2 separate regions of the Homo sapiens genome follow, and region 2 is linked to region 1. The links are chromatin loops, found by intact Hi-C in ENCODE. Cell type or tissue: mammary epithelial cell. All regions are shown on one strand. Links, peaks and the distances in the headings refer to the core of each region. The heading gives the core; the rest is flanking DNA.

Region 1 (16,543 bases), core at 5,964-10,963:
CTCGAGAGGCTGAGGCAGGAGAATCGCTTGAACCTGGGAGGCTGAGGTTGCAGCGAGCTGAGGTTGCAGCGAGCCGAGATTGCACCACTGCACTCCAGCCTGGGCGACACAGCAAGAGTCCATCTCAAAAAAAAAAAAAAAAAAAGGAGTGAGTCAGACCAGGCACGGTGGCTCACACCTGTAATCTGAGCACCTTGGGAGGCTGAGGCAGGCAGATTACTTGAGGTCAGGAGTTTGAGACCAGCCTGACCAATATGGTGAAACCTCATCTCTACTAAAAATACAAAAATTAACTGGGCTTGGTGGAACGCACTTGTAATCCCAGCTACTGGGGAGGCTGAGGCATGAGAATTGCTTGAACCTGGGAGGCAGAAGTTGCAGTGAGCTGAGATTGCACCACTGCACTCCAGCCTGGGTGACAGCGGGAGACTATCTGTCAAAAAAAAAAAAAAGTGCATCAGCAAGATTGCTCCTACCTCCTATCTCGATTCCTCTGGCACCTCTTGAAAAGTGTACAAAATGCCTCCTAGAATTGTCCGTCTAGGAGGTGGACAGCCAGAGCATTTGGTTGAGGACATCCCTTAGGGCCATTAACTCCCCTCACTTGCAGGCTACATTTGGCAAAGTCGCCTTTCAATATTAATTAATAATCTACAGAAATAGTAAAAACTCATGAGTCTTCAGCCCCTTGGACACAAGTCCTTTCTTTAACCCAAAAGACCTACATAATCATATGCTTATAGATAATATTCATGAAGGTTTTTTCTTTGTTTTTTTTTTTTTGAGACAGAGTCTCACTCTGTCACCCAGGCTGGAGTGCAGTGGCGCGATCTTGGCTCACTGCAAACTCCACCTCCCTGCCTCAGCCTCCCGATTAGCTGGGACTACAGGCACCCACCACCACACCCAGCTAATTTTTTGTATTTTTAGTAGAGACATTCATGAAGGTTTTAAGTTTTGTTGTCTAAGATTTACTCACGGCCACATGACCTGTTGACTACATGGATTCAATAAAATGGACCTTTTTAAAGTTTCTTTTCAGTTCTTTTCATAAGACTGAAAAGCCCCAGAAAAACAGCAGTAGAAACTTTCAGTGAATGTTTCACAAGATTAAAGATAGATAACAATTTAACTAAGATTTCAATAGGTCTTTTATTCTTTAACCTTATTGTCTAAAATGTCAATTATCTTGGCACTGAACTCAAGATTTCAGTGTTTCTATATTTCAGCTGTTTCTATATTAATTTCATGGTTATTAAATGCTACAGTAAAAATCCAACATGAGCAGGCAGTAGTCACTATAAACACTCTCTTCAACACACAATTACAACTAATAATATATTTGGAAGGATTTGACTGTTAGAAAACAGTCATAAGGGCCAGGTGTGGTGGCTCACACCTGTAATCCCAGAACTTTGGGAGGCAGAGGTGAGTGGAGCAGTTGAGGTCAGGAGTTTGAGACCAGCCTGGCCAACATGGTGAAACCCCATCTCTCCTAAAAGTGCAAAAATTGGCCAGGCATGGTGGTGGGTGCCTGTAATCCCAGCTATTCGGGAGGCTGAGGCAGGGAGGCGGAGGTTGTAGTGAGCCAAGATTACGCCACTGCACTCCAGCCTGGGCAACAAGAACGAGACTCTGTCTCAAATTTAAAAAAATAAAAGAAAAGGATAAAAGGAAAACAACCATAAGAACTATTTAAGACTAATGAGAAATGTGATAGTATTCATAGAAGAAAGAGATGAAGCATTTGTATACATACATGATCATGAAATTCTCTTGGTTAGAAACCAAAGTCACTATATGCCTGCCTTGAGGTCGTTATGAAAGGCAAGAAGTATTAAGTGCATCAAATCATTGGGAAAATATGAAAAACACAAGACTAGCTGGCTAACAGGTTTGACGCTATGGGTACAGGGATAGGTTCCCCCTGAGGTAAATTCATATCCCTTCCCAGTTCTCTAGTGGTTGCCACTATACCCATCTCTTCCTTGTGGAGAAAATTGTAGCTTTAGGCTTTTGAAACCACATCTTTGGCCATGGTCCTCTGGAAGGGTCCTGCCCCTTAAATGCTATAACTCTCCTCTTGGCAAGACTCCAGAGCTGCTTTTTTTTTTTATTTTTTCAATTTAAGCATTTTAGTGGATTAATAACAAGAACACCTAAGATGCTGCTGACCTTAGGTTTGGGCATTTCACTTCGGGTTGGTAAAAGGCCTGCTATTTTGTCCAATTTAATAGATAGGATCTTGTTTTTTGTTTTCTTTTTTTTTTTTTTGAGACGGAGTTTCACTCTTGTTGCCCAGGCTGGAGTGCAATGGCACAATCTTGGCTCACCTGAACCTCCACCTCCTAGGTTTAAGCAATTCTCCTGCCTTATCCTCCTGAGTAGCTGGGATTACAGGCAGGTGCCACCATGCCCGGTTAATTTTGTATTTTTAGTAGAGACGGGTTTTCTCCATGTTGGTCAGGCTAGTCTTGAACTCCCGACCTCAGGTGATCTGCCTGCCTCGGCCTCCCAAAGTGCTGGGATTACAGGCATGAGCCACTGCTCCTGGCCCAGACAGTATCTTTTTGAAGGTCCTAAGAGGTGGCAGAATGTAAAGCAAAGAGCATGAATTTGGCCACTGGGCCCATCTGGATTGGATTCCCAGCTCTCTGAGCAGCCTTGGGGCAGTTTTTTTTCTTTTTGTTTTTGTTTTGAGATGGAATCTCACTGTGTCACCCAGGCTGAAGTGCAGTGGTGCCATCTCAGCTCACTGCAAGCTCCGCCTCCCAGGTTCACGCCATTCTCCTGCCTCAGCCTCCCGAGTAGCTGGGACTACAGGCAACTGCCACCATGCCCAGCTATTTTTTTTTTTCTATTTTTAGTAGAGACAGTGTTTCACCTTGTTAGCCAGGATGGTCTCGGTCTTGACCATGATCATGATCTGCCTGCCTCGGCCTCCCAAAGTGCTGGGATTACAGGTGTGGGCCACCACGCCTGGCCTCCTTGGGAAAGTTATTTATACTCTCTAAAGAGTATAAATTCTATTAACTAACATATGAGGAGGCTAATAATGGGCACATTGTCCGGCTGGGTCATAAATAATTTGTATAGCACTCCTGTACATGAGCCACTTAATAAATAGCAGCCTATTATATGGTTGAAATTGTGTGCTCTAGAGTTCTTGCTACTTACTGGTTGTATAATCTTTGGCAAATTATTAACCTCTCTAAGCCTCAGTTTCCTTATCTGTAAAGCTGGAATAATGACAATACCTTCCAGCTGTAAGTACATTGACCTCTTTCTATTCATCAGACATACCAAGCTTCTTTTTATCTCAGGAACTTTGTTCTTTCCTCTGCCTGTAATGCTCTCTTAAAGACCGTTTTGTTTGCTTATTGGTTTGGTTGGTTGGTTGGTTGGTTGGTTAGTTGGTTGGTTGGTTGGTTGGTTTGTAAAACATTTAGAACAGTGTCTGGCACATAGTAAGCTCTCCATAAGCTTGAGCTATTGCAGTAGTCACCATTATCTCTTAACCCCCAAAGCTAGCTGAATTCCTGCTGCATATACAGATCCACTAAGAAATCTGTTTCTCCAGGACACACCCACATGTGCACTCCAACTCTATCATGCACTTAGAATATTTACAAATAAAATAACCCATCCATCTCTCATTCTTACCATGAATCTTACTTTGCTCTGGGCTGGTATACAGGAAAAAAAGCACCTTGGGACTTTGAAGATCCAGCTTTCAGGCTCTGCTCAGACCCTTACTAGGTGACCCTTGAATCCATCACATAAATTTTCAGGATCTTCTTTTCTTTATCTTTAAGTACTAATTACCCCACTATTTGTTTAGAGGATTAAATAAGTAATATAGTTTTTATAAATGTAAATCATATTGAGTCACTCACCTGTTCAATGGCTCTCCTTTATCCTTGGAATAAAATCTCAGCTCCTTATCATGGCCTTGGCCTGAGGGACCTCACCCACCTATTCCCTCCCACTCCCTCCACTGTAAGTACATTGACATCTTTCTCTTCCTCAAACACACCAAGTTTACTCACAGCCCAGGAATTTCCTCTTGCATTTTCTTCTACCTGTAATAGTCTTCCTCTGGATGGTTTCAAAATTGGCTGGTTGGTTGATTGGTTGGTTTGTTGGTTGGGTGGGTGGATGGTTGGTTAGTTGGCTGATTGATTGGGCGGGTGGATGGTTGGTTGGTTGGCTGGTTGGTTGGGCAGGTGGGTGAGTGGTTGGTTGGCTGGTTGGGTGGGCAAGTGATTGGCTGGTTGGTTGATCAGTTGGTTGGCTGGGTGGGTGGGTGGTTTGCCTTGTGTACTCAGGTATCTGGTCAAATACGCATCTTCAGAGAGGCTTCCCTTGCCTGTCTGGTTAAGTGGTGTTATCCTCAGTTGCTTCCATCACATAGTCCTCTTCTGTTTTCCTCACTGTACTTATGAACATCTGAATTTATTTTGTTTACTTATTTTTTTAAAACAATTCACTCTGAAGGCAGGGACCATGTCTGTTGGTTTACTGCTCTCTTCCCAATGTCCAGACAGTGCCTGGCCTATGGGCCTCACTAAATATTTGTGCTTAAGTGTACTTTTTTGGTAATAAGTGTGCTTACATAAGAAGGCAGGTATACTGAAGGATGTATTACAGGGACTGGCTGTCGCCAAGAGAGGACAGCAGCTCTACAAGTTACAGACACCTTCCTTCTTAGGGATGCCTAGAAGGAAGTATCACTTCAGATAAAAATGTTACCAGAAAGGAGCCCCCATCCAGGCCCCAAAAGAGGGTTCTTGGACCTCAGTCAAGAACTTGGGGCGAGTTCATAGAGTGAAGTGTAAGCAACTTTATTAAGAAAGTAAAGGAAGAAAAGAATGGCTACTCCATAGGCAGAGCAGAGGCATGGGCTACTCAACAGAGTATACTTATAGTTCTTTCTTGATTATATGCTAAACAAGGGGTGGATTATTCATGAGTTTGCCGGGAAAGGGCAGTCAATTCCCAGAACTAAGGGTTCCTCCACCTTTTAGACCATATAGGGTAACTTTCTGACATTGCCATGGCATTTGTAAACTGTCATGGTGCTGGTGGGACTGTCTTTTAGCATGCTAATGCATTATAATTAGTGTATAGTGGGCAGTGAGGATGACCAGAAGTCACTTTTGTTGCCATCTTGGTTTTAGTGGGTTTTGGCCGGCTTCTTTACTGCATCCTGTTTTATCAGCAGGGTCTTTGTGACCTGTATCTTGTGATACCAGTCCTGCTGACTTCCTATCCCATCCTGGACTAAGAATGTCTGACCTCCTGGGAATTCAGCCCAGTCAGTCTCAGCCTTATTTTATCCAGCCCCTATTCAAGAGGGAGTCACTCAGGTTTGAACACCTCTGAAAAAGCAGGTGAATAGCTGGGTATGGAAAAGTTCTCTCATGAAGAGAAGAGCTGTGAACCTCAAAACAAGGAAGAGAGCCCTTCATAGCACCCATAAAGAGACAGCAACTACTTGACAGAGAAAACAGACCCAGGGGAGACCATGTGGAAGACATCAAGTATAGGTTCAAAGAAGGAACAAAAAGGTATTGCAAATTGGATTTGACATTGTTAACAGCCACCTACCAGGGGGATTTGCTGTGGGAAGGGTCTGCCCCGCCCCTGCAGGAAAGGGTTTGTTTGTCTGCTTTTTATTACTTGACTTTTTTTTTTTTTTTTTTTTGAGACGGAGTCTCGCTGTGTTGCCCAGCCTGGAGTGCAGTGGCGCGATCTCAGCTCACTGCAAGTTCTGCCTCCCAAGTTCATGCCATTCTCCTGCCTCAGCCTCCCAAAGAGCTGGGATTACAGGCGTGAGCCACCACGCCCGGCCTTATCACTTGACTTTTAATCAGCTTTATTATTATTGCTAAATTTTCTACAGACAGGCAGCTTCTATTGCCTATATCTAGGGTTCACCCTTCTTCCCCATTCCCCATTTTCTTAGACCACTCAATTGGAAACAAAATATTCCCTGGCATGTTTTTATCAACAGATTCACTCTCACCCGGACCTTACTCATGATTCTTGATATGTCCATAAAGCACCTGGGTATTGGATTTTCCCACTGTAAGAGTGCCATTACTGAGACCGTGACTTGGTTCTTACAAAATTACTCTGAAAAGGCAACAATATAGGGGATATCTGGTAAACAGAACCCTTTGAGAAGCAAGTCCTTCCTAGACTGTGTTACTCACTTTATTGACTTTTTGGGGAATGGTTTGATGATATTATTTAATGATGACGCTTGCTTTCACCCCCAAAGTCATCTACAAACTTGATTCATTTTCAGACACTGCAATAGTGGCACAGATGAAAATATTTAAAGGGGTAAGAGAATCTTCTTTCAACTTGATCCTGCTTCCTAGATATGGTAATTGATTCACCTGTTTTGGGCCACTCACACCTGGGTTTTGTTCCTTCTTTTATGGAAGCTGTGTCCAGAAAGCACAGCTTGATCCAGGGTCAATTCCACTCGATGGTTTCTGCATATTGGCTCCTCTGTTGGTCTTCCTAGCCTCAGGACCTTTGCACTTCCTCTTCCTTCCTTTTGCCTGAGACAGGCTCTTCCCAAATCTTTAAATGACGGCTCCTTCTCATCATCCAGGGATTGGCTCAAATGTTATCTCCTAAACAGATTATCTCACTGGAAAGTAAATTCCCTGAGAGCAGAGACCTTGCCTATTCATCCGCTCTATCATCCTGCTCCTAGAACAATGCCTGACCCATAGTAGCTGCTCAATAAATATTAATTTATTCATCGACTGGCATATGAGTTCAGGTTTCTTGCTTGTCTGTTTAGATTTGCAATTCTGTTTTGTCAAGATCTCTAATATCTATATACTTTATCAATAATCTATTTAGCTTCAAGTTAAGAGCATTGACTTTGGTGTCTACCAGACCTACATTTTATATTTATTTATTTATTTATTTTTAGATGGAATCTCACTGTGTCACCTAGGCTGGAGTGCAGTGGCGCGATCTCAGCTCACCGCAACCTCCGCCTCCCAGGTTCAGGTGATTCTCCTGCCTCAGCCTCCTGAGTAGCTGGGATTACAGTCACACACCACCATGCCCAGCTAATTTTTGTATTTTTAGTAGAGACGAGATTTCACCATATTGGCCAGGATGGTCTCGATCTCCTAACCTTGTGATCTGCCCACCTCAGCCTTCCAAAGTGCTGGGATTACAGGTGTAGGCCACTGTGCATGGCCCAGACCTACATTTTAATATTGGCTTCAGCCAGGTATGGTGGCATGACTATAGTCCCAGCTATTTGGGAGGCTGAGGAGGGAGGATTGCTTGATCCTAAGAGTTCAAGACCAGCCTGGGCAACATAGTGAAACCTTGTCTTTGACATTTTTAGCTATATAACCTTGGGCAAGCCGGGCGCGGTGGCTCACACCTGAAATCCCAGCACTTTGGGAGACCGAGGCGGGTGGATCACGAGTCAGAAGATCGAGATGATCCTGGTTAACACGGTAAAACCCCATCTCTACTAAAAAAATACAAAAAACTTAGCCAGGCGTGGTGGTGGGCGCCTGTCCAGCTACTCGGGAGGCTGAGGTAGGATAATGGTGTGAACCGGGGAGGCAGAGCTTAGAGTGAGCCGAGATCGTGCCACTGCACTCCAGCCTGGGTGACAGAGTGAGACTCCATCTCAAAATAAAATAAAATAAATAACCTTGGGCAAATTATTTAACCCCTCTGTGCCTCCATTTCCTCATTCTAAATTTTTACAAATAACAATACTTTCTCCATAAACTGATTTAAGAATTAAATAAAATATAATATGTAAAAAGCTTAGTGCAAGGTTTGGCACATGATAAGATCTCAAGCAATACAACTGATTGATATTATAGATAAATGTCATTATTATTATTTGTGCCACTTTTTTCAAGTGCACTTTGCCCTAGGAACAGTGTGACTTAATGAACTTACCAGCTGATGACTCTGTTCCATCAAGGGCACGTTCTATACAGTTCAACTCCCACGTGTTTATTAAGCAGCCACTATGAGTAAATCTTAAAGCATGGGTGGGGTTTTGAGAGGCTAGAGATGGACATGTAAGGGCATCTCACATTGAAAGGAACTGCACAAAGGAAGACAGAGGTAGAAAGTTCCAAGAACAGCAAATAGTTCAACACAGCTAGACCACGCATAATATTCAGCCACTTACTCATTTTTAAAACAATTTCCAACCAGCTATGATTAACAGGCACTGTGCTAAATGCTGGGATAAGCAGGAACAGAATGTGGTGCCTGCCCTTAAAAGCTTGGTTTAGAGGAGAGACATAGTTGTCAACACTGTGTGGCCTGCCGCTGTTGCATGAGCTATGCCACATGAACACAAAAGCAAGCAAGCAGCATTTTTCATGCAGGGAGGAAGAGAGAGAGAGCTGAGAATGAGGGCTGGACCCATTGCAGAGGCCTTAAAGACTAGGCTGAGATGACTGTTTAATGAAGAACCAGTAAAAACGTTTTGAATAGGGGAATGATATGAACACTTGAACTGGAAAAAGCAAATAGAACAGTATTTATTTTAGAACACACCCATATTCACCCATGCTGAGAGCCTGGACTATTATAAAGAAAACAAGGCCGGGTGCGGTGGCTCACGCCTATAATCCCAGCACTTTGGGAGGCCAAGCTGGGTGGATCATTTGAGGTCAGGAGTTCGAGACCAGCCTGGCCAACATGGTGAAACCCCGTCTCTACTAAAAATACAAAAATTTGCTGGGAGGCTGAGACAGGCGAATCGCTTGAACCCGGGAGGTGTAGGTTGCTGTGAGCCGAGATCACACCACTGCATTCCAGCCTGGTGACAGAGCGATGCCCTGTCTCAAAAAAAAAAAAAAAGAAAAAAAAAAACCAGCAATATCCTTTAATTAAATCAAGTCAGGATCTCTAAAGTTGACCACCATAGAAGTCTCTTTGCATGAGAAGGGACAACAGGACTCGGAAACCTAGACTCTTGCTCCTTTCTCTGGATGCAGCTGCTTTTCTATGGCTGCTGTGATCACGTGGCCTCCAGAGGGCGCTGTCCCCTGCAGCTCTTCAGATCAAGCTGTGGTTTTTAACCCTGAGCAGCATCGGAATCCCCTGGACGGCTTTCATCATTCGGTCTCACACCAGAGTTCCTGATCAGTAGATGTGGGTGACACACAGGAACCTGCATTACTCCCGAGTCCCCAGGGAGATGCTGCTGCTGCTGCTGCTGGCCCTGAGACCACACTGTAAGAACCCTGCTCCCAAGGATCTAAGGCCCTTCTTTATGTCTTCAGGAGCAGGGCCAGAACTTTAAAAGGAAACCTTACTAAAAATAATGAGGATATATATATATCCTCATTATTTTTATATATTATAAAATATATAATATATATTCTCATTATTTTTATATATTATAAAATATATAATATATATGTGTGTATGTATATATACATAGACCCATATATTGATTGGGTCTAGCTCTGTTGTGTGTGTGTTTTTTTCCAAGTGTTTTTTTCCAAATGTGTATGTGTGTGTGTGTATATATATATACACACACACACATACACATTTGGAAAAAAACACACACACAACAGAGCTAGACCCAATCATATAATATTGCTTATTCTTTGTGCCTCTGAGCTCTGAGAATCACCTGAGCTCTGGTTTTCTGATTGAGAATTGGCCCCTCTTCCCCAGCTCCCTGCTTTAGGGCAGATGAATACCCCTCATGAATAACATAAGAGGTTTTATCCACTGGCCTTCACAGGAACAAAGCCAGTGAGAGCGTTACACAGAATACAACACAAGAACTGTGTAACCTGAATGAGGAACATACATATAAAATAGCAGAAAGCTTTTATTTCCTTAACAGTTGATATAGTTTGGATGCTGGCCCCACCCTAATCTCACATTGAAGTGTAATCTCCAGTGTTGGAGGTGGGACCTGGTGGGAGGTGATCGGATCACGGGGGTGGATTTCTCAGGAATAGTTTAGCAACATCCTCTTGGTCCCATCCTCATCATAGTGATTTCTCGCAAGATCTGGCTGTTTAAAAGTGAGGCACCTGTCTCTCTCTCTCTCTCTCTTGCTCCTGTTCTCACCAGGCAATGTGCCTGCTCCCACTTTGCCTTCCACCATGATTAGAAGCTTCTAGAGGCCTCCCCAGAAGCAGATGCCACTATGCTTCCTGTACAGCCTGCAGACCATGAGTCAATTATACCTCTTTTCTTATAAATTATCCAGTTTCTTTATAGCAGTGCAAGAATGGCCAAATACAACAGTGTTTCATTTATTTTGTAGCACCCACCAATTCCTAGGGCAGAGTTTGTACCTGATGAGTGCCTAATAAATGTCTAAAGTGAATTGAATTATAAGACGCAACATTTCTTCATGCATAGAAACACAACCTACTTTATTGATGTTACTCGTTTGTTCTCATCTACCTATATTTATCTGATGAACTTTGAATCGTTTATTACTTTTAACATTGCTACAGCTTCCCAGATAGCACAGCTTAATAAATACCCATTCATTCTTTCTTTCTTTTTTTTTTTTTTTTTTTTTTGAGATGGAGTTTCACTCTTGTACCCCAGGCTGGGGTGCAATGGCACAGTCTCGGCTCACTGCAACCTCCACCTCTCGGGTTCAAGTGATTCTCTTGCCTCAGCCTACCAAGTGCTGGGATTCCAGGCATGCGCCACTACACCCGGCTAATTTTTGTATTTTTAGTAGAGACGGGGTTTCACCATGTTGGCCAGGCGGTCTCGAACTCCTGACCTCAGGTGATCTGCCCGCCTTGGCCTCTCAAAGTTTGCAAACAGCTACTCAATTTTTATTTTTTTCTAATTTATTTGTTTTTGTTTCTCTCACCTGGTCTAGGAACAAGGAAATATTTTCAATGGTTTTATTCCTGGATGAGAATCCCAAGGCCACATTCTATTAGACTCAGCTTCTGAATGGTCTTTTAAACACAAACATGGCTGCATGAAGTTCATGTCACAAATTTGATGTCATGAAAGAGAAATTTAGTTCATTAGTCACCTGGGGTGGATAAGACGGGTAGACACTGCATATATAAAGGAATAATCCATGAGTGATTGAGGCTAAAAGTAATCCTCTTCAGAACTAGGTCAAGCAGTTTATATAGGGTTTGGATGGTGAGTCAGCCTGGAGAGGCTTGGACTTCTAGGATGAGGAACTTGTGAGGGGTGTGTGTGTGTGTGTGTGTGTGTGTGTAGCTTGGTTAAAATAGTGATTCATCTTTCTGGAAGAGCCTCTGTCTCTCGCTCTCTTTGTCTTTTTCTCTTTTTTCTCTCATGCTCTCTTCTTCTCATTCTCACACATTTGCTCTTGTTCTCACGCTTTCTAGAACAACTCTTTCTCTCTCTCAGGCCTGCTTTGACTCCTGTTTCTTTCTGGCACCCCTTTTTAAGAACTAGTGCGAGGCTTTTGCCTGAGACATGACAGAGCAGGTGTGTTAGTCTATTCTGACACTGCTATAAAGAAATACCTGAAACTGGATAATTTATAAAGAGAAGAGGTTTAATTGACTCATGGTTCTACATGCTGTGCAGGAAGCATAGCTGGGGAGGCCTCAGGAAACTTATAATCATGGCAGAAGGTGAAGGGGAAGCAGGCACATCTTTACATGGCTACAGCAGGAGGAAGAGAGAGAGTGGGGAGGTGCCACACACGTTTAAACAACAGATATCATGATAACTCATTCATTATCACGAGAACAGCACCAAATGGGAAACCCACCCCCATCATCCAATCACTTCCCACCAGGCTTCACCTCCCATATTGGGGATTATAATTGGACATGAAATTTGGATGGGGACACAGACCCAAACCATATCAGCAGGGGAGGGAAAAGAAGTGGTGAGCCCAAGGCCACCCCTGGTGGGACTTGATCTGAGTCCCCATTGTTACTCCTCCACCCATTCCACCTGCTGTCCTGTCCTGCCCTATTTGGACTCCAAACAGGTTCACAGAGAAGCTTTCACGGGCATCTAGACACTACTGTCATCTCCTGTCATCCACCCTCATATCTTCCTATGCATGCTTTAGTCTATGTTTTGAGGATCCCTGGGCCTTTGGAAATATGAGGGAGCTTTGCTGGTCCTCTATCTGCATGGGGAAGACAACAACAATAAATAAATAAGAAGGAACACATAAGAGGATCATAGATAATGTCAAAGGGTAACTGGTAATTGTATAGCTTTAAGGGAGAAGTTTTATGCCTATTTTTCTTTCAAAAGCAACCTATGGTCTTCACAAGCCCTGGCACTGAAATAAACATGAAACTAATAATTAAGCACAGGTTTCTAAGCTGTAGTTTATGATCTTTGGCAAGATAATGATCCAAGGGAGACACGGTACAAAAATAAGAGAGAATAGGTAGGCCGGGCGCGGTGGCTCATGCCTGTAATCCCAGCACTTTAGGAGGCCGAGGCGGGCGGATTACCTGTGGTCAGGAGTTTGAGACCAGCCTGGCCAACATAGTGAAACCCCGTCTCTACTAAACATACAAAAATTAGCCGAATGTGGTGGCAGTTACCTGTAATCCTAGCTACTCAGGAGGCTGAGGTAGGAGAATCGCTTGAACCCAGGAGGCAGAGGGTGCAGTGAGCCAAGGTCACACCGTTGTACTCCAGCCTGGGGGACAAGAGTGAGACTTCATCTCAAAAAAAAAAAAAAAAAAAAAAAAAAAACTAGGTCAGACATGGCGGTTCACGCCTGTAATCCCAGCACTTTGGGAGGCCAGGGCAGGTGGATCACCTGAGGTCAGGAGTTCGAGACCAGCCTGGCCAACATGGTGAATCCCCATCTCTACTAAAAATACAAAAATTAGCCAGGCGTGGTGGCAGCCACCTGTAATCTCAGCTACTCAGGAGGCTGAGGAAGGAGAATCACTTGAGCCCAGGAGGCGGAGTTTATAGTGAACCGAGATTGTGTCACTGTACTCCAGCCTGGGCAACAGAGTGAAAAAAATACAAATAAAAATAAATTAAAAAGTAAAAAATAAAAATGTAAAAAAAAAATTTTTTTTTTGAAATGGAGTTTTGCTCTTGTTGCCCAGGCTGGAGTGCTGTGGCACAATCTTGGCTCACTGTAACCTCTGCCTCCTGGGTTCAAGGCAATTCTCCTGCCTCAGCCTCCCAAGTAGCTGGGATAACAGGCGTGTGCCACCACGCCTGGCTAATTTTGTATTTTTAGTAGAGACAGGGTTTTCACCATGTTGGTCAGGCTGCTCTCGAACTCCTGACCTCAAATGACCCACCTGCCTTTGCCTCCCAAAGTACTGGGATTACAGGCATGAGTTGCTGCATCCGGCTTTTAAAAAAAATTCAAAAAAAAATTTTTTTAATTAAAATTAAAATAAAGAATAAAATAAAAATAAATAAACATGTCATTGGATACCCGTAATACTTTAGTGAGAAAATGGGTTTCATTTTATGCATAAAGAAACTGAAGTTCAGACAAGGTAGATGATACACCTATAATTACACAACAAGAACCTGTAACTAGATAGAGCCCAGTCCTTCTAACTTACAGCCTAGTATGCTTACAAGTACATATGGGCAAACTGTTGACCTTCATAAAACTTAAGACATATAATCATACCATTCAAAATCCCCCCAGAAGGTTACATCTAAATTTATATTCACCTATAGAAAACAGTCTTATTATTGGAAAAAAAAAATAAGGGTGCTTGGATTTTCTCCCTACAAAGACAATAACATGTGAAGGTGAAAGAAAGATGACACTCAATAACTAGATGTTTAGTTCAAAAACAATTAGCCAAAGCAAATACTTTTTATACTATAACTTCTTCTCAATCTTTCTTTATAGGATGTTTTATTGGTTTTGAATCAAGAATAGTTAGATATTTGTGGAAATCTTCAAGTAGAAAAAACAGGTGGGTGCACACACACCTACACACCCTCAGAGGAAAACCACTGTAATGCAAGAAACAGAATAAAATATACATCTTATTTTATTCTGTTTTATTTTATTCTGTTCTCTTTTATTCAGTTATTTTATAAGTAACTGTCACTACTTTTAGCAAGACACAAGATATTCCACCCATAAAAAGTAAACAGGATGCTATAAAAAAGACATTGAGAAAAATGAAAAGTTCTTTAAAACACAAAGTATGACTAACAAAATTTAAAATTCAATAGAAGAGTTGGACAATGAAAATTAAGTAAGTCTTCCAGAAGGTAAAACAATAATAGACAAAGAGATAGAAATAAAAGGACAAGAGACTTAGAGGAGAAATCAAAGTAATTCTAGAAAAAGTAAACAGATAAGTTGAAAGGAATCAAATTATCAAGGACTAATACCTCCCAACAAAAAGCAATCCAGAGTACAAGAATGTAAGTCTCCACTTGGAAGGAGGTCACCAACAGTCCAATTTAAACAAACGAAAATAAATTTTAGAGAAACAAAGTGAATAAAAGATTCTAAAGTCACTTTCGGAAAGGAAAAACAGGTCACACACAAAGGGTGGGGGAACCGAAAGGACATTTAATGCTCAACAGCAACACTGAGAGGTGTTAGGACAATTACTTCAAAATCTTTAAGGAACCATGCCTGCCAAATCCTATATCAAATTACAAATCAAATGTGAAGATTAAATAAGGACACTTATAGACATCCACGGGCTCTAAAAATTTACCTCATGTGTCCTTAAGGAAACCATTGAAGAATATGCTTCAGCAAAATAAAGGAATTATAACCAAAACAAAAAAACAAAAAAACAAAAAAACCCAAAAACCAAAAACCAGAAAAACCCAAGGCAGCATGAGATACAGAAAACAGAACCTACACAGGGCAGCAGCAAAGGGAAATCTCAGAATTGAGCGATGGGCTCGAGGCCTACTCAGTCCCCGAATGGAACAAGAGGATGGAACACATACTAATTAATCTAGAATCACATACTCGGTAAAACTCTTTGCTTTTTCAGAGAAACAAAGACTAAAATTTTTTGTCATCAAAATAACCTCTCTAAACAAACATTAAAAGACAGTCCTGAAGATGGAAAATATTCATAAAAGACAGAAGGAGATTGAGTGAGAGTGGTGGGGAGTGAGCTCACATGCTGGTGTTAAATAAGTGCAAACACATAGAGACTGGCTGTATAAATCAGTAATAATGAAGTCTAACTTTAGGGAAAAAAAGAGAAGAAGATAGAGCTAAAACCCTGACAACAATAATGTGCAAGAGGGCTGGGCGCGGTGGCTGATGCCTGTAATCCCAGCAATTTGGGAGGCCGAGGGAGGTGGATCACCTGAGGTCTGGAGTTTGAGACTAGCTGGCCAACATGGTGAAACCCCATCTCTACTGAAAATACAAAAAAATTAGCTGGGTGGGGTGGCACACTCCCGTAATCCCAGCTACTTGGGAGGCTGAGGTAGGAGAGTCACTTGAACCCAGGAGGCGGAGGTTGTAGTGAGCCGAGTGCCACTGCACTCTAGCCTGGGCAACAAGAGTGAAACTCCGTTTCAAAATAAATAAATAAATAAATAAATAATAATAATAATAATAATAATGTTCAAGACAAATGGAGACATTCCAAGGTCCTTGAATTTAGGTGGAGGAGAGTAGAGATACTGAATAACTTAGATAAGTATTAAGTACACATATTAAGCTTTTTTTTTTTTTTGAGACAGAGTCTTGCTCTGCCGCCCAGGCTGGAGTGCAGTGGCACAATCTCAGCTCACTGCAAGCTCACACCATTCTCCTGCCTCGGCCTCCTGAGTAGCTGGGACTACAGGCACCTGCCACCATGCCCAGCTAATTCTTTGTATTTTTACTAGAAATGGGGTTTCACCGTTTGTTAGCCAGGATAGTCTCGATCTCCTGATCTCGTGATCTGCCCGCCTCAGCCTCCCAAAGTGCTGGGATTACAGGCGTAAGCTACCGCACCCGGCCACATATTAAGCTTTTAAGGGTTAAAAGGAAATAACTGAAACTTCATGCTTTATTTGAAGTAAGAACTGTACTTAAGAGTAACCAAAGAGCCATAGCCAAAAGGAAAGCTATTCCTTATCGAAGAATTCCAGCTAATGCATGCAGAAGAAATAAACAATTAGAAAGTCCCCAGTTTGTTCCCTCCTAATGAAGAAAAATGAGTACCAAAAGGTGCTAAAACCATTATAGATGAAAAGTTGAAGAACATCTCATGTTTACAAAGTAACAAAGTAAGGCCAGGCGCGGTGGCTCATGCTTGTAATCCCAACACTTTGGGAGACTGAGGCGGGCAGATCACCTGAGGTCAGGAGTTCGAAGATAGCCTGGCCAACATGGTGAGTACTCATCTCTACTGAAAATACAAAAAACTAGCTGGGCATGGTGGTGGGTGCCTGTAATCCCAGCTACTTGGGAGGCTGAGGCAGGAGAATGGCTTGAAACTGTGAGGCAGAGGTTTCAGTGAGCCAAGATCGTGCCATTGCACTCCAGCCTGGGTGACAAGAACAAAACTTATCTCAAAATAAAAAAAAAGAACAAGTGGGGCCGGGAGCG
Region 2 (16,543 bases), core at 5,282-10,281, 220 kb after region 1:
CAAAACCTTTACTCTCAAAAAGGCCATGGACAGTGAATCGATCAATTACAAAGACATTAGATTTAGAGAAAAGTTCTTACAGAAACAACATGTATATAATAATCCTGTCTCCATCTTCATCTGTTAAGTTTACTCTCATTTCTGACCATTCAAGAGTCATAATACATAATACAAGAAAACCGTATTAGGGAGGACTGAAACGTGACTTACGATACTTGGGATGAGTCTTTAATGAGTGAAATTCAGTGCTTTGGTAACACTTAGTAGACATTCAACACATTTTAGTGAATTGCATAATGGATCTCTCTTCTCCAAATATGTGACTACACCATCTTATAGGAACCATTTGTTTTCATTTTTACATTTTTTCCACCAAGCCGTTCTGTCAATTGAATCACATTAAGACCATGGGAGGAGTGTGGCCCACTTACCGGAAAGAGTTTGGAAATAGGCTGGCCTGGGTTCAAGTTCCCACTCCATTTCCTGGCTATGCTGCATCATGCAAGTTGCTCTCTGACTCTCAGCTTTTTCACCTGAAGCGGGGAGAGTCATGACTAATTCACTGGGTTGTTGTGAGGACCAAGTGAATCCTTGGGAACACAGAAAGCACAGGATAAGTGTCAGTTCCCTTTCTCTCTAATCCCTGTGAGTTCCATTTTCTTCTATCTTCTTCTTGTCCTCCAGACACGGGTGTATATCCACAGTCTTGATTTCTGGAAAGGTATCTTTGTCTGATTGGAGGCAGTGAAACAAACTTGGCTTGTACAAACTTTAAATTATTTTTTTCTGATAGCCAAAAGTAGCTAGAAAAAAAAACCAAGATGGAAAAACAGATAAGTGGCATCTATGCACAAGGAGGGAAATTCTGAGCCCATTTGGATCAATCACAATGGATTTTGGGAAGCTGGGGCAAGGGTCAACTGGGCTATTTAGCCAAAATGCCAGATTCTTGGAAAAACTTTGAAATGGCGGTTAAATCTCAGTAAGCAGCAGATAGAAAATTCAAAATAATAGTAATGATTGAAATAATTTCTATATGACTTGCAAGTATGTACAAGCATGTATACTTTCAGTTTCTCAGAAAAGCACAATATATTTCCTAATTAACAGAATATACCAAAAAAAAAAAAAAGCTCGAAAGGGTCCCTGGGGCCTTACTCAGCCTCTTTCAGTCCATGGCTTCCCTATGTAAAATGGGAGGATCAAAGGATTGAAATGGAACTGATTATTTCTAAGGTCCCTTGTTTAATCTAACATTCCAAGATTTTGTGCTTTTTAAAAACTGATATTAAAATTATTTTAAACTTCCTATATTAACAACAGATAATAGGGATTTACTGAGACTTCATTTAATGTAAATGACTCAGGTCATTCATTTCCTACAATAGTCCCAAGAAGTAAGTACCATTATTATTCCCATTTTACAGATGAGGAAACTGAAGCTGAGAGAATTTAAGTAATTTTTTGAAGATCACTCAGTTAAGAAATGGTGGAGCTCAGATTTAACTGGGACTTTCTGAGTCTATAATTCATGCTTTTAACCTAAACCTATACTGTCTCCCAGTATACAGCACACACATTGTTCATCGAAAATGGAATTAACTTTATTGGCAACAGAGAAAATTCAATCTTGAGGAAAACATTATCTTAAATAAATAGTATAGTGGATAATTATACATATTGAAACCAAGAAATTTTCCAATGCTTTGGACAGTGAGTCCTGTGGGTGGCCACAGTGTTTTATTTATCTGGCTCCTTCTTGCCAGACATACTAGGTATTGAGTAAATTTTTATTGACTGAAATCTATATTGCATGACTTCATTATTAATCAGTATAAGGTCTTGAAGGCTGGAAGCAACTTTTATAGCTCATTTCATCTATTGACTCCCTAGCCCACCCCCAATATTTTATAGAAGAAGGAACTGAAAAGAGGGGAGACTGTGAGATGTAACAAGCACCCAGGGCTCCTAATTCACAGTCCAGGCCTCTTTCTACTTTGCTGTCATATGGAATTCTTTGCTTCCTGAAAGACTGTTACTTCCTGACAGTGTATTCACGGTGTTCAAAGCCCAGCTCTGCACTGGTTGAGATACTCAGTCCTTCAGTTTAAGCCCTCTCCATTTTTGTCCATTATCCACCCTCAAAACAGGCTGGGAGCATGGCAGGAAATGCCAGCTGGCATAGCAGAGCACTCCCTTGAGAAAGGACTAATTTTGCCTGGCCTTGGAGAACTTGCTTGCCTTTTTGCAGCTGTGTCTGCACCAATATGTCTGGATGTACAAGAGCCAAGGGGATGTTTCACCATCTGCCGGTTCAGTGGGGAATTGGCCTTTCTGCTATGCTCACAGGGTGTTGGAAGGTTTAGTGGCTCAGGAACAGCCTGCTGAGGCGCTCCTTTTTGGATAGAATGTTACTCACAGAAAGGAAACTGTGCTGAGCTCCAGAGCCAAGGGTGTGCTTGAGGCTTGACAAATGGTTTGCGCACAACTGCAATAGTAAGCGTGCTCTGAACACATTGCAGCACTGATGCGTATTTTCTCTTAAATATACGCCCTTATCCCATTTGGACAATCAACTGAGAAGAGTCTGGCTTAAAAAAAAAAGAAATAACTTTTTCTTAATTACAAAAATAGTACATATTTATTGTAGAATATTTAGAAAGTACAGAAAAATACAGAGAAGGAAATAAATACTCTTCATCATATTACCATTCAGGGAGAATCGTTGTGGCATTTTTGTTATATACTCTTTACAGCTTTAAAAATGATATTTGTGGCTGGGCACAGTGGCTCATGCCTGTAATCCCAGCAATTTGGGAGGCTGAGGCGGGTGGATCACCTGAGGTCAGGAGTTTGAGACCAGCCTGGCCGACATGGTGAAACCTTGTCTCTACTAAAAATAAAAAAAATTGGCCAGGTGTGGTGGCTCACGCCTGTAATCCCAGCACTTTGGCAGGCCAAGACGGGTGGATCACGAGGTCAGGAGATTGAGATTACCCTGGCTAACACAGTGAAACCCCGTCTCTACTAAAAATACAAAAAATTAGCCGGGCGTGTTGGCGGGCGCCTGTAGTCCCAACTAATCGGGAGGCTGAGGCAGGAGAATTGTGTGAACCCGGGAGGCAGAGGCTGGAGTGAGCCAAGATCATGCCATTGCACTCCAGCCTGGGCAAGAGAGAAACTACGTCTCAAAAAAAAAAAAAAAAAAAAAAAAAGATATTTGTATGGATCCTATGTGTTTTTTTGTGTGTGTATGTGTAGATATTCTTTTTTCTTAAAATACATAATAAACATCTTCTCATACCATTAAATCTTATTTTACAATATTTTCAGCAGCCTATACTATTCCATCCTATGCTTTTACCATAATGTAGTTAACCAGTTCCCTCTTGTTGGGTACTTAAATGTTCTTCAGGTTTTTTTGTAATTATAAATAATGCCGTGATCAAAATTCTTTTCCCTAACTCTGATTGTTTTCATAAGCAAATCCTTTTTTTTTCCCAAAGAGGGTCTTGCTATATTGCCCAGGCTGGAGTGCAGTGGCATGATCATAGCTCACTGCATCCTCGACTTCGTGGACTCAAGCAATCCTCTGCCTCAGCCTCTCAAGTAGCTGAGACTACAGGCATAAGCCACTATGCCCAGATACTTTTTTCAGTTTTTATTTTTGTAGAGACAGGATTTCAACATGTTGCTCCAGCTGGTGTCGAACTCCTGGCCCCAAGCAGTCTTCCCACCTCAGCCTCCCAAAGTACTGGGATTATGAGAATGAGCCACCGTTCCCAGCTGTATGCAAGTTCTTAAAAGCAAAATTGTTGAGTCAAAGGTCATGACTATTTTCTACTTGGTATTCACTGCCAAATTGCTTACCAGCGTTATGCCAACTTACATTCCTACCAATGGCATATTAGAGGGCAAATTTCCTAGTGTCCTCACTAATGTGGGGAGTTAGCTTTTAAAATCATTGCCAAGGAGAGAAGTGAAAAATATTAGCATTCAACCTCTACACTTAAATGTAGGTGATTTACCACAAATGTTCTTAATTTATTTTATTTTATTTTGTTTTATTTTATTTTGAGACGGAGTCTCATTCTGTTGCCCTGGCTGGAGTGCAGTGCTATGATCTTGGCTCACTGCAACCTCCGCCTCCTGGGTTCAAGCAATTCTCCTGCATCGGCCCCTGCTAGTAGCTGGGATTACAGGCACCTGCCACCATACCCAGGTAATTTTTGTATTTTTAGTAGAGATGGGGTTTCACCATGTTGGCCAGGCTGGTCTCGAACTCCTGATCTCAGGTGATCTACCAGCCTTGGCCTCCCAAAGTGCTGGGATTACAGGTGTGAGCCACTGCGCCTGGCCAAATGTTCTTAATTTAAACCAAAGTAGGTTGCAAAGAATCACAGACAGTCTCTTTTGTTCCCAGATAAAGACAATCACACTTGAGCTAGTTTTGCACATTTTATTTTTTTTTCCTGTTAATTATACCAAAAACCATGACACCATCCTGCACTCAGTTTGCAGATGAAAATATTGTAGAGCAGATAACCATATATGTATGGGATTAGTTTTATTGGCAACAGATTCATAAATAATCATCCCTTGATATCTGCAGGGGATTGGTTCCAGGACTCCCCACGGATAACAAAATTCAAGGATGCTCAAGTCCCTAATATAAAGTAGAGTAGTACTTTCATATCACCTATATATATCCTCCTTTATACTTTATTTTTTCCCTTCTTTCTTTTTTTCTTTTTAAATAGATGTGGGGTCTCCCCGTGTTGTCCAGGCTGGTCTCCAACTCCTGGGCTCAAGTGATCCTCCCACTTTGGCCTCACAGGCACGCACCACCATGCCCTGCTAATTTTTGTATTTTTAGTAGAGATGGGGTTTCACCATGTTAGCCAGGCTGGTCTCGAAATCCTGACCTCAAGTGATCCGCCTGCCTTGGCTTCCCAAAGTGCTTGGATTACAGGCGTAAGCCACTGCACCCGGCCTATATATATATTTTTTGTTTGTTTGTTTTGGAGAGAAGGAAAGTGGTTATTCTGCCTTTTGCAGTGATGATAAAGAATATTTCTGCTGGACGTGGTGTCTCACACCTGTAATCCCAGCACTTTGGGAAGCCAAGGTGGGAGAATCACTTGAGCCTAGGATTTAGAGACCAGCCTGGCCAATATAGGGAGACCTTGTCTCTACGAAAAATTTAAAAACTAGTCAGGCACGTTGGCATGCATCTGTGGTCCCAGCTACTCAGGAGGCTGAGGTGGGAGGATCACGTGAGCCTTGGAGGGTGAGGCTGCAATGCACTGTGATCATGCCACTGCACTCCAGCCTGGGCAACAGAGCAAGACCCTGTCTCAAAAATAAAAACAAAAAACCAAAACAAAACAAAAAGACAAATAAAAAACAAAAGGAGTGAGTACAGCTAGGTCGTTCTACTAGACTGAGGTGCTCAAGAGAATGACTTACCCATCTTTGTATTGCTAGTTCTTATGACAATGCCATTTACAATATGTTCTACTCAGAATTTAGTATTTCTCCCAAAGATTTGTACTTGATCTTAGCACAAAACCAGAGGTGATAAAGGAGAAAAAAAAGTTCATTTTGTTTCTTATCAAATAAATGGAGTGGATGAGATAAATTTCCAATTTTAAGAAAGATTTGTAGTTGTTTTATTTTAAGTAAACTAGTGTAATGTTACCTACATATGATTTTCTCAACATATTTGCAAAATCACCCTTTATAAAAATACATACACTGTATTTCTGAATTATTTATAGTGTATCATTTAGATGAAATAGGCAGAAAAGTTGTTCCAAAATAGCAATGGGAAAAGAAAACCCTATGAAAGATGATTTTATTTCTATTTTAAGATTTCTTATAGTAAGAAACACCTCATTATAATGAAAATGTAGCTTAAAACTTAGCTCAAGGCAGTGTGCTATAATGGACAAAGCAGGTCAGGGTCAATGAATCTGCATTCTGATCCCAGCTTTGTAATTAATCAGGGAAACTTGGACAATCCAATTACCCTCTCTGGGTCTCAGCCTTCTAATCTGTAAAATATGAGATTTGGACTTGTTGATCCTTTCCAGGTCAAAGGGTTTCTGATTCCTTTAAAAAATATATATGCATATATATTTTTTTACAGAGACGGGGTCTCACTCTGTTGCCCAGGCTGGAGTTGAGTGGTGTGATCATTGCTCACTGCACCCTCTAACTCCTGGGCTCGAGGATTCCTCCCACCTTAGCCTCTGGAGTAGCTGGGATTACAGGGGCAAACCACCGCAACCAGGTACAGAGTTTCTGATGCTATTTGTGATTTTAATAATGCAGTTTAGCCAGATAATGTCAAATTCTGTTAGTAATTTGGCTGATGTCTTATTTAACAAAAGAAAACATCATTTTGAAAAATATCTCTTTGTAGAAAGCTGAATTACTGTTCTCTAGAAGCAAGGGCAAGGAGTTACACAATGAAAGAAAAGAGTGAGGGGCAAGAGAATTGAGAAGAAGACTGGAATGGTGAGTGTTTTAAGGTGAATGAAGGAGTGAGTAGCTGACATGGAGAAAAGGACAGGTGGGTGTTCTCTAAGGAGGATGTTTATGAAGATTTGCTCTGTGTTGTGCAATGAAATTCCTTTTGTTGTTGTTGTTTTTTAAAGAGACGGGGTCTCACTATATTGCCCACACTGGTCTCAAACTCCTGGGCTCAAGCAATCCTCCCACCTCGGCTTCCCAAAGTGGAAATTCCTTTTTTGTTGCCTCATCAAGAGACCCAGAGTTAAGACCTAAATAATCTATATAACCCCTTCATTGTTCTTTGTGGCAAGATGTGGTTCTTTATAGTTATGACAATGTGATTAACCTGAACATGAGATGTCCATGTTATTTTCAGGTTAGATTTATGACCTAGAGAGATCTACTTTAATGCAGCCTCACTCCTAAAATAATGCTATTAAAAAGCAGACAAGGAGATCATTTATTGAGCATGCAACAGCCACTTTACATATATTGTCTCTAACATTTTGAACAATTCTACATTGTATATCTTTTCTTTTCCATATAAAATCTGCCTCTGGGAAGTTAGGCACTTTATTTGCTCTTAGGAGAGTCTCAAAGAAATCTTTAATGAGATAAGCACAATTTTGCACATTTCTGCAATAATCTCAGCCATTGCTAGCTGTTCTTTGCTATATTAAAAATTAGTTAGATTGCTCTAAATTACATAAACATTACAGAGTTAAAATAAATATTAGCCAAAGTTGAATCTTTAAACATACCATGCATAAAAAATATGGTTGTATTCTTCCAAACCAAATATTTTATAAATATTTAAATGAGTGGACATATTAATTTCCATAATTATAACAGCAAAGTAAAAAAAAAGTAATTATCATGTTGAGCATGTGTAGTAAAAGCAAAAGCAAAGCTTGTAAATGTATTTGGAACTTCGGTTCCTCCTCTTAGTTTGTACAGAGTGACCCCCAAATTGATATAACCAGGTCTCCTGACCCCCCAGCTTGGTCTGATTTTTGCTACATGGACTACCTCAAACACAAAAGACCTCAACCTCCACTTCCTCCTGTTTGTCCATTTTGCCAGCAATCAACCTCTACCAACAGCCATTTGATTATAATTACACCTTGTTTTCCCATTTGGGTCAAGGCTGAACTCAGGCTCTTCTGGATGGTGAACTGCTGAGGGACATCATAAGAAAGTTTGAAGTTCTGCATAATTGCTGTAACAACCTGCCCTTCAGCTCTGATCTCCAACCACACTCACACTGGCTGGGCCACTCCTTTGAAGACAAAGAAAACAGTGCCAGAGGCTGTCCTACTTAATAATAAGCCTTTGGCTCTCTCTGCCCTGTATGCACATGGTGCCCTCTACTGGCAAAGTGGAGCCACATCCAGGAAGGGGATGGAGAATTGGATTATTAATGGCTTTGGGCATTCAGCGAAATCAGACCACAGTACCTGCTAAGGCCTTCCTGATAGCTTTTTGTTTGCTGATTATAAGCATTATTTGAGCTAAAAGTAGAAAGCAGTATGCTTTTATTTGCAATTTAATCATGCACGTTGCTATGGTAATGTAAAATACTTTACAGTAATTTGCATGCACTTTATCGCATTATCGTTTTAGACATTTTTTTATATGTAAACAATAAGTTTAATTATTTATTAAGTTTAACAGTAATCAGGCTGGTAGCTCACTCCTGTCATCGCGGCACTTTGGGAGGCTGAGGAGAGAGGATCATTTGAGATCAGGAGTTCGAGACCAGCCTGGGCAACATAGGGAGAATCCCCACTTCTTCTCTACAAAAAATAAAAGAAAATTAGTTGTGCATGGTGGTGCACAGCGGTAGTCCCAGCTACTCAGCAGGCTGAGGTGGGAGGATTGCTTCAGCCCAGAAGGTTGAGGCTGCAATGAGCCATTAACGTGCCACTGCACTCCAGCCTGGGAGACAGAACAAGAGACATTGTCTAAAAAAAAAAAAAAAAAAAAGAAAGAAAGAAAGAAAAAAAGAGAAACAAAAAACAAACAACAATCAGAAAATTTTCTTCAAAATAATTTTCTTAGTATGATTGCCAACAACCTTATATTAAGGGGATGAACCCAAATTATTAAATAAAATAAAAACACATCTGAAAAAAAAGGCTATAGAAGAAAGTGCACAAGAACAGGCACTTATACATACTTTTCAAAAGGACATAAACTGCACTTTTCTTGGGTGGAGGGGCGGGGACACAGTCTCTCTCTGTTGCCCAGGCCAGGCTGGAGTGCAGTGGCACGATCTTGGCTCACTGCAACCTCTGCCTCCTGGGTTCAAGGGATTCTCCTGCCTCAGCTTCCCGAGTAGCTGGGATTACAGGCATGGGCCACCACGCCCCACTAATTTTTGTATTTTTAATAGAGATGGGGGTCTCACCATGTTGGCCAGGCTGGTCTCAAACATCCTACCTCAGGTGATCCTCCTGCCTCGGCCTCCCAAAGTGCTGGGATTACAGGTGTGAGCCGCTGCACCCGGCCAAACTGCACTTTTAGGCACTGTTTCTCTTCAGATTTCCTTTGTCAACAATATATGGCAGGACTTTTGATGCCCAGATGCTAACACAGAAAGATGATTAAGTCACCTTTATGCAAAAAAGCTTGTGTCTAATGCGCAGAAAATAAGTAGATAGCATGTTATAAATAAAGGTTTGCAAAGATAAGTTGTTTGATACTGAAAAGGTTTGCTGTCTCTTCATGTAATTAAACAATACAAATCTATGTATATTATGCCACTGGAGTCAAACTCTTAAATGGTACTTGATGTGCAAAATCTTCACCTTTAAAATAATTTTTGAATTTTTTTTAAAGAGAGTCTTGCTATGTTGCCCAGTCTGGACTCAAAACCCTGGGTTCAAGGGAATCCTCTCACTTCAGTCTCCTGAGTAGCTGGGACTATAGGCACACACCACTGCACCTGGCTAACTTTTACAACTTTAAAACAGGCAGATATTTCATTTCTGTGCTGTTTTATAGGCTGGCTATGTGTAACAAAGTTTATTTTAAAATATTTATTTATAATAAACAGCTGGTCAGTTGTGAGAGCCAACTATGTCTCCTAAGCCCTTGTATTAAATAGACACACTCTAAATATAAAATGTTTGGCATATAGTCATTGGATTTTTTTTTTTTTTAGATGGAGTTTTGTTCTTGTTGCCCAGGCTGGAGTGCAACGGCACAATCTCAGCTCACCACAACCTCCACCTCCCAGGTTCAAGTGATTCTCCTGTTTCAGCCTCCTGAGTAGCTGGGATTACAGGCATGTGCCACCACGCCCGGCTAATTTTTGTATTTTTAGTAGAGACGGTGTTTCTTCATGTTGGTCAGGCTGGTCTCAAACTCCCGACCTCAGGTGATCTGCCTGCCTCAGCCTCCCAAGGTGCTGGGATTACAGGCGTGAGCCACCGCGCCCAGCTAGTCATTGGATTTTTAAAACAATTACAACCTCCAGAATTCCCCATGTTGTATCATATTGAGTAGTTAAAAAATTATTTAAGTATTTTATTCTTTCAAAGAGAATTTTACTCCAATCGCCTTCAATTTCGTTCTATCATACTCTGGAGTGGACCCACAAGTTTACTGTGCATGTTCATTAAACCGTAAAGTGTTTCACAATTTTCACTGTTAGTTCTAAAGTAGCATCTTCAGCATATAAACAAATAGTTTGGGGATGCTGCTGGAAAGCTAAAATAATCTTTTCCACTTTTGCTTTGTACAGGGAAAATGCCTTGTGTCTGTCTCTTATGAGGATCATTCCTAGCAACAGAAATATTTATTCCTCCAGCTTTTAGAAATTTATTTTCAAATCCATCACATTCTGCTTGTAAACTTGCAGCACCCTCATCAAGATTATGAGCATGATTAGGATCTATAACAATATACTTTAAAAGGTTATGAGCATGATTAGAATCTATAACAATATACTTTAAAAAGTTACTCATACAGTAATGGTAGCTTTCAGGATGATTTCTGGGCAGTACTCTACATGCTCATCCATGTTAAATGTCTTCACATATTTAAAAGAAAGGCTTCCATTCTTGCAATAGCCTTTTAGTTTTTTGTGGGTTTTTTTGTTTGTTTGTTTGTTTGTTTTGTTTTGTTTTGTTTTTAGACAGGATCTTGCTCTGTTGCCCAGGCTGGAGTGCAGTGGAGCGATCTTGGCTCACTGCAACCTCCACCTCCCGGGTTCAAGCAATTCTCATGTCTCAACCTCCCAAGTAGCTAGTACTACAGGCGTGCGCCACCATGCCCAGCTAATGTTTGTATTTTTAGTAGAGACAGGGTTTCACCTTATTGGCCAGGCAGCTCTCGAATTCCTGGCCTCAGCCTCCCAAAGTGCTGGGATTATAGGCATAAGCCACTGCGCCCAGCATCTTTTAGTTTTTAGTAGCATCCTCAAGTCATACTCCCGGTTGACTGACCAACTCTTCTGATGCTAAAGCAGTGGGAGCCCCTGATAGCTTTTTCCGAGAGAAAAGTCACTGATTTATGCTGTGGTATTAAGTACTTAACTTTCATGTTTCCATTCTTTTCCCTTGAAAAGAGAGCTGTGACCACTTACACAACATTAGCTTCTGAACATGCAGCTATTTACACAGTAACTTGGGTGACACTACAATTTTAGATGCAATGACCCAAACTTCATTTTATATAAAGATACAGATGTCACTTTTTATTTTCAAAAGTTAAACTATTCTGTTCTTCTTGATCATTATGATTTCCTAGCTCTTTTGTGCTGGCGTAGACATATAGTAGCATAACAGCCAAAGCTGATGAGCCATTTGACAATGAACCAGTTTTGGAGAGGCAATCTGAACCAGACTATCATAATGATAGAGAATGTTGCACGACATCGGTCTTCGCTTTATATTCTTCTTTTGTGGTGTCATTGCCAATAAAGGCTTGAAATTATCCCACAGTCAACTGTTGAGGACTATCGTGTTTGGAAACATGAAGAGTTTGACACAAGCAGTTTCATGTCATGGGGTAGGATAAACTGCTTATCCTCTTTGGGGTGTCCATCTTACTATTTTTATTACCAATACATATTATGAAACATTTCTTTTTTTTTTTTTTTTGAGACAGAGTTTTGCTCTTGTTGCTCAGGATGTAGTGCAATGGCACGATCTTTGTTGACCACAACCTCCGCCTCCCAGGTGCAAGCGATTCTTCTGCCTCAGCCTCCCGAATAGCTGGTATTACAGGCAAGCGCCACCACGCCCAGCTGATTTTGTATTTTTAGTAGAGACAGGGTTTCTCCATGTTGGTCAGGCTCATCTCAAACTCCTGACCTCAGGTGATCCGCCCGCCTCAGCCTCCCAAAGTGCTGGGATTACAGGCATGACCCACTGCACCTGGCGAAACATTTCTTTTAAAAAAAAGTTTCTTTTTAAAAAGAAAAATTATTTTAGGTTCAGGGGTACATGTGAGGGTTTGTTATGCAGATCGTTTTTTGTACATATTATTTCATCACCCAGGTATTATCCCCACTATCCAATAGTTATCTTTTCTGCTCCTCTCCTTCCCCCTACCCTCCCCCATCAAGTAGAACCTAGTGTCTTTTGTTTCCTTCTTTGTGTTCATAAGTTCTTATCATTTAACTCCTACTTGTAAGTGAGAATGTGCAGTATTTGGTTTTCTGTTCCTGTGTTAGGTTGCTAAGGATGATAGCCTCCAGCTCCATCCATGTTCCTGCAAAAGACATGATCTTGCTCTTTTTATGGCTGCATAATATTCTATGGTGTATATGAACCATGGACATATACTTTGGTACGCATACGTGGTACATATACGGGGCATATATGTACCATGGACATTTTCTTTACCCAGTCTGTCATTGATGGGCATTTAGGTTGATTCCAGGTCTTTGCTATTTTGAATAGTGCTGCAGTGAACATTTGCATGCTTGTGTCTTTATGGTAGAATGATTTATATTCCTTAGGTATATACCCAGTAATGGGATTGCTGGGTCAAGTGGTAGTTCTGCTTTTAACTCACTGAGGAATCACCATACTGCTTTCCACAATGGTTGAACTAATTTACACTCCCACCAACAGTGTATAAGTGTTCCCTTTTCCCCACAACCACAACCTCACCAGCATCTGTTATTTTTTGACTCTTTAATAATAGCCATTCTGACTGGTAGGAAATGGTACCTCATTGTGGATTTGATTTGCATTTCTCTAGTGATCAGTGATATTGAGCTTTTTTTCATATGAAAAAAGCCTCTCTTTATCTATGTAAAATATTCTAAACTAGGAGCCTAACCACCACACATAGTGGATGACCTAGAATGCAAGTTCGGTTTAAAAGGCTTGAAACTGGGGCAAGGGGGCCTCCTTTTCTCCCCGTCAGCACCTCTGCCAACCTTTCTAAAACACTATATTGAGTTTCCTCAAAGCAGGCGAAAACAAAAGCCTTTTCTATTGCCATGTAGTTTTAAACCAATGGCTTCTTTTGCATACTTCTATTTATTGCTTAATTAGGAGAAAAAAATTATTCTTGTTGAGAGGAAAATTCTTTTAAAAATGTTGCAAACTTTGTAAAATACGGCACATTGTGAAAAAAATTTAGGTTTCTTTTCCACGAAGACGACAATTAAAAAATGATTAAAGCTTAATACAGATACTCAAATAATTTTAGAACTAATAGTCTATGTTGAATCTATGTATCAAGTTTCAATGAAGTGAAAAATATTCTGCAGAGATGGAAATATATCACATTTTATATTTTATTCATTTTCTTTGCAAAGGATATGACATCTTGGAAGACAGAACAGATAGAAAATGGAAACATGTTAAAAAATGATCTTACATAATTATGACTATCACATATGCTGAAATTTGGCTTGCTCTGCTATTGCTAAAGGGCTTAGGCAAATTATGTACCCCACATTTTAGAATAAATATTCAAAGATAAAAAATTAATCTTAATAGAAATAAGAGGCTCTTTGGCTTTAATTTCCTTATTTTTTAAAAAAAAAACCTCATCAAAGCTAGAAGATGGGGAAATAGTTCATTTATGAAATTGACAGCCACACTGTAAGAGATACATATAAAGATAAAAATCATAATCCTAAGTACAGAAATCTCAACCTTTGGCTAGAAATAACCCAGAATACTAACTGCAAGGAAATGGAGGTATAACCTGTCAAACGTTTTAATAGGTTAAAAAATCAGCTTCCTCCCAGCACTTCGGGAGGCCGAGACGGGCAGATAACGAGGTCAGGAGATCGAGACCATCCTGGCTAACACGGTGAAACCCCATCTCTACTAAAAATACAAAAAAATTAGCCGGGCGTGGTGGCGGGCGCCTGTAGTTCCAGCTACTTGGGAGGCTGAGGCAGGAGAATGGCGTGAATCCGGGAGGCGGAGCTTGCAGTGAGCCGAGATCGCGCCACTGGACTCCAGTTTGGGCGACAGAGCAAGACTCCGCCTCAAAAAAAAAAAAAAAAATCAGCTTGAAAAATATTTAGCAACCTTACCCATACTTGCTGATGATATCTTTTATAGAGTTAAGCCTCAGTATCTTATAGATTGTACCATTATTCCAATAGATATTTTCAAACTGTCATCAAATGTTACAGCTTGGTTCTTTCTGTTTAGGTAAGGTCTGAATGGATTTGTACTAATTTCAACCTGTATTTTATTTTTAAAAAATGGCCAGGCATGAGTTATTGTAAGCATTTGGTAAACTTTTAATTTTACAGTTTTAATTTTGTTTTTTCTTTTTTTTAGAGAGGCGATCTTGCAGCCAGGTGCAGTGGCACATGCCTGTAGTTGTAGTTACTCAGGAGGCTGAGGCAGGAGGATTGCTTGAGCCCAGGAGTTCGAGGCTGCAGTGAGCTGTGACTGTGCCACTGAACTCCAGCCTGGGTGACAGAGCGAGCCCTGTCTCTTAAAAAAAAAAAAAAAAAGAGAGAGAGAGAGATGGTCTTTAATTTTGTTTTCTACTAAGAAATTTTTGGGAGAAGGTAAACAGGTTTAAAAGACATTTTGTTCAATGCAGTGCTTTTCCAAAGCTCTTATTCGGGGTGCTCATTAGGTTGGTGGTTTGTTGGGAAGTGTCACCTTCTAATTCAGCTCATTAACCTTATTCTGGGAGACAGGCAGCAACTTCTCTGAAAAGGTTGCATGGAGCCTCACTCTAAGGCAGTCATTTGGATAGTACCAAAATACCTTTATGATGTGTGACAGTTCATAAACAGTTTCCAAGTTTGTTAATTCATTTGATTATCATAACAACTACTAAGCAGTGAGAACAGACACTATTGTCCTGTTGTATAAGGTTCTAGAGGTAAACAAACATCCAAGAACACAGAGCTATTAAGTGGTGGAGGGAAGCTTTGAAAGCTAAATTTTTGTGATTCCAAATCTCAAGTTCTTTTTACAACTTTATAGTAAAATCTTTTAGATTCTTGTGTGTGTGTGTGTGTGTGTGTGTGTGTGTGTGTGTTGTGTGTTTAGATGAGGTCTAACTCTGTATCTCTGTTTGCCAGGCTGGAGTGCAATGGCATGATCAAAGTTCACTGTAGCTTCAACCTCCTGGGCTCAAGTGCTCCTCCCACCTCAACCTCCCAAGTACTGGGAGTACAGGTGTGCACCACCACACTGGCAATTTTTTTCTAGTTTTTATAGAGATGGGGCTTCACTATGTCACCCAGGTTGGACCTGAATTCCTGGCCTCCAGTGATTCTCCCGGCTTGGCCTCCCAAAGTGCTGGAAGCACAGGTGTGAGTCACCGTGCTCAGCCTTTAGATCCTTACATAAGCATATGCTTAACTGCTACCAAATAGCAGTCTTTAACCCTCACCAAATCGTATTACTTGGCATAAATGGTGGCATCCCTGGGTTACAAGGATGTATAGGGAAGACAGAGGCCAGACTAAAGTCATGATGCTTAGTGGCATCTTAGCAACTAGGTATGTGCTGTCACAGTTTTACCTCAAAGGAATAAACTTTAGTAAAGTTTAAATAGATTAGGACCATCTGTTGTACAGTTTCTTCCCATTATCCCATCACCATAGCAACCCACATACCAAATAAGCAAAATTGATTGGGAAAGATTACAAGAAAGTGTCAGTAAAGGTGGCCTCCATTCCTAGTTCCAAAGTTATCTCAGGGTTTCAGCTGGTGCTCTATCTTCCTGTTGCCTGGAACCTTGTGACTTTTAGCTCACATTTAGTCCCTGATGGACCCCTATACTCTCAACATTTGGCACCAAAGGGTTCTCCTGGGTTTTTGCATGACTTTCCCAATACCCAGTCTTCATAGATAAGAACAGTACCAACATTACATAAATGCTTCAGGTCAAAAAAGAAGAAAATAAAATAATTTCTTTTTTGTTGTTGTTGAGATGGGGTCTTGCTATGTTGCCCAGGTTGGCCTCAAACTCCTAAGGCTCAAGCAATTCACCACCTTGGCCTTCCAAAGTGTTGGGATTACAGGTGTGCGATGCCATGCCTGGCCAAAGGAATTTCTGTTCTAATAGATTGTACAGACTTTTCAAAATGGATTATCAATGATCACCGAGTGGCCTTTATGATAATAAAGAAAAATAAATAAAAAAATGTTAAGCATTTATTAAGTATCAGGCAGTATGCTAAGGGCTTTGCATGCATTGTATAATTAATTCTTTCAGCTACTTCAAGAGATGAATATTATTATCATTCTCATTTTACAGATGAAGAAACTGAAGCCAGAAAGTTTAAGTAGCTGGTCCAAGCTCACTTCACTTATAAATTATGGGGCTGAAATTTTCACCTAAGCTTAGAGAGGCATATTGATCATAAAAGCACGGTTTGGGGAGAAAAACGGAAGGGCATATGGGCCAAGAGGTGGTTGAAATAACCACTGACTTCATTCCTTAAGGCTAAATATGCTTTTATTTATACAAAGCTTCTAAGGTTTGAAAATAAACAAGAGAGACTGAAATAATAAGTGAGGTGATCAATATGTTAATCGACTTGATTTATTTATTTCATTGTATACATATA

Evidence for each region. Hi-C counts contacts between places; a loop is a spot of excess contacts. Peaks named below come from ENCODE experiments on the same cell type or tissue, not always from the same donor. Only the 100,000 strongest peaks of a DNase experiment are listed, where the experiment ranks them.
Region 2: it touches region 1 in a loop (17-fold over the local background); 94 of 110 quality-filtered maps call a loop at or near these places.

What each region holds. Positions count from the first base shown.
Region 1 is chr9:72,017,688-72,034,230 of GRCh38, reverse strand. It overlaps LOC101927108 (a long non-coding RNA gene), which reads right to left and starts at 4,175. Exons shown (of 5, transcript XR_001746719.1): 1 at 4,050-4,175. RefSeq lists an enhancer at 8,904-9,198. In mammary epithelial cell, for the core only: a CTCF peak has its summit at 9,053 (motif pointing right); DNase peaks (open chromatin) are centred at 8,090 and 9,100; H3K27ac peaks cover 756 bases.
Region 2 is chr9:71,798,352-71,814,894 of GRCh38, reverse strand. It overlaps the pseudogene LOC100420790. Among named protein-coding and RNA genes, the nearest start is that of CEMIP2, 38 kb to the right of the region's middle. In mammary epithelial cell, for the core only: a CTCF peak has its summit at 7,886 (motif pointing left); a DNase peak (open chromatin) is centred at 7,874.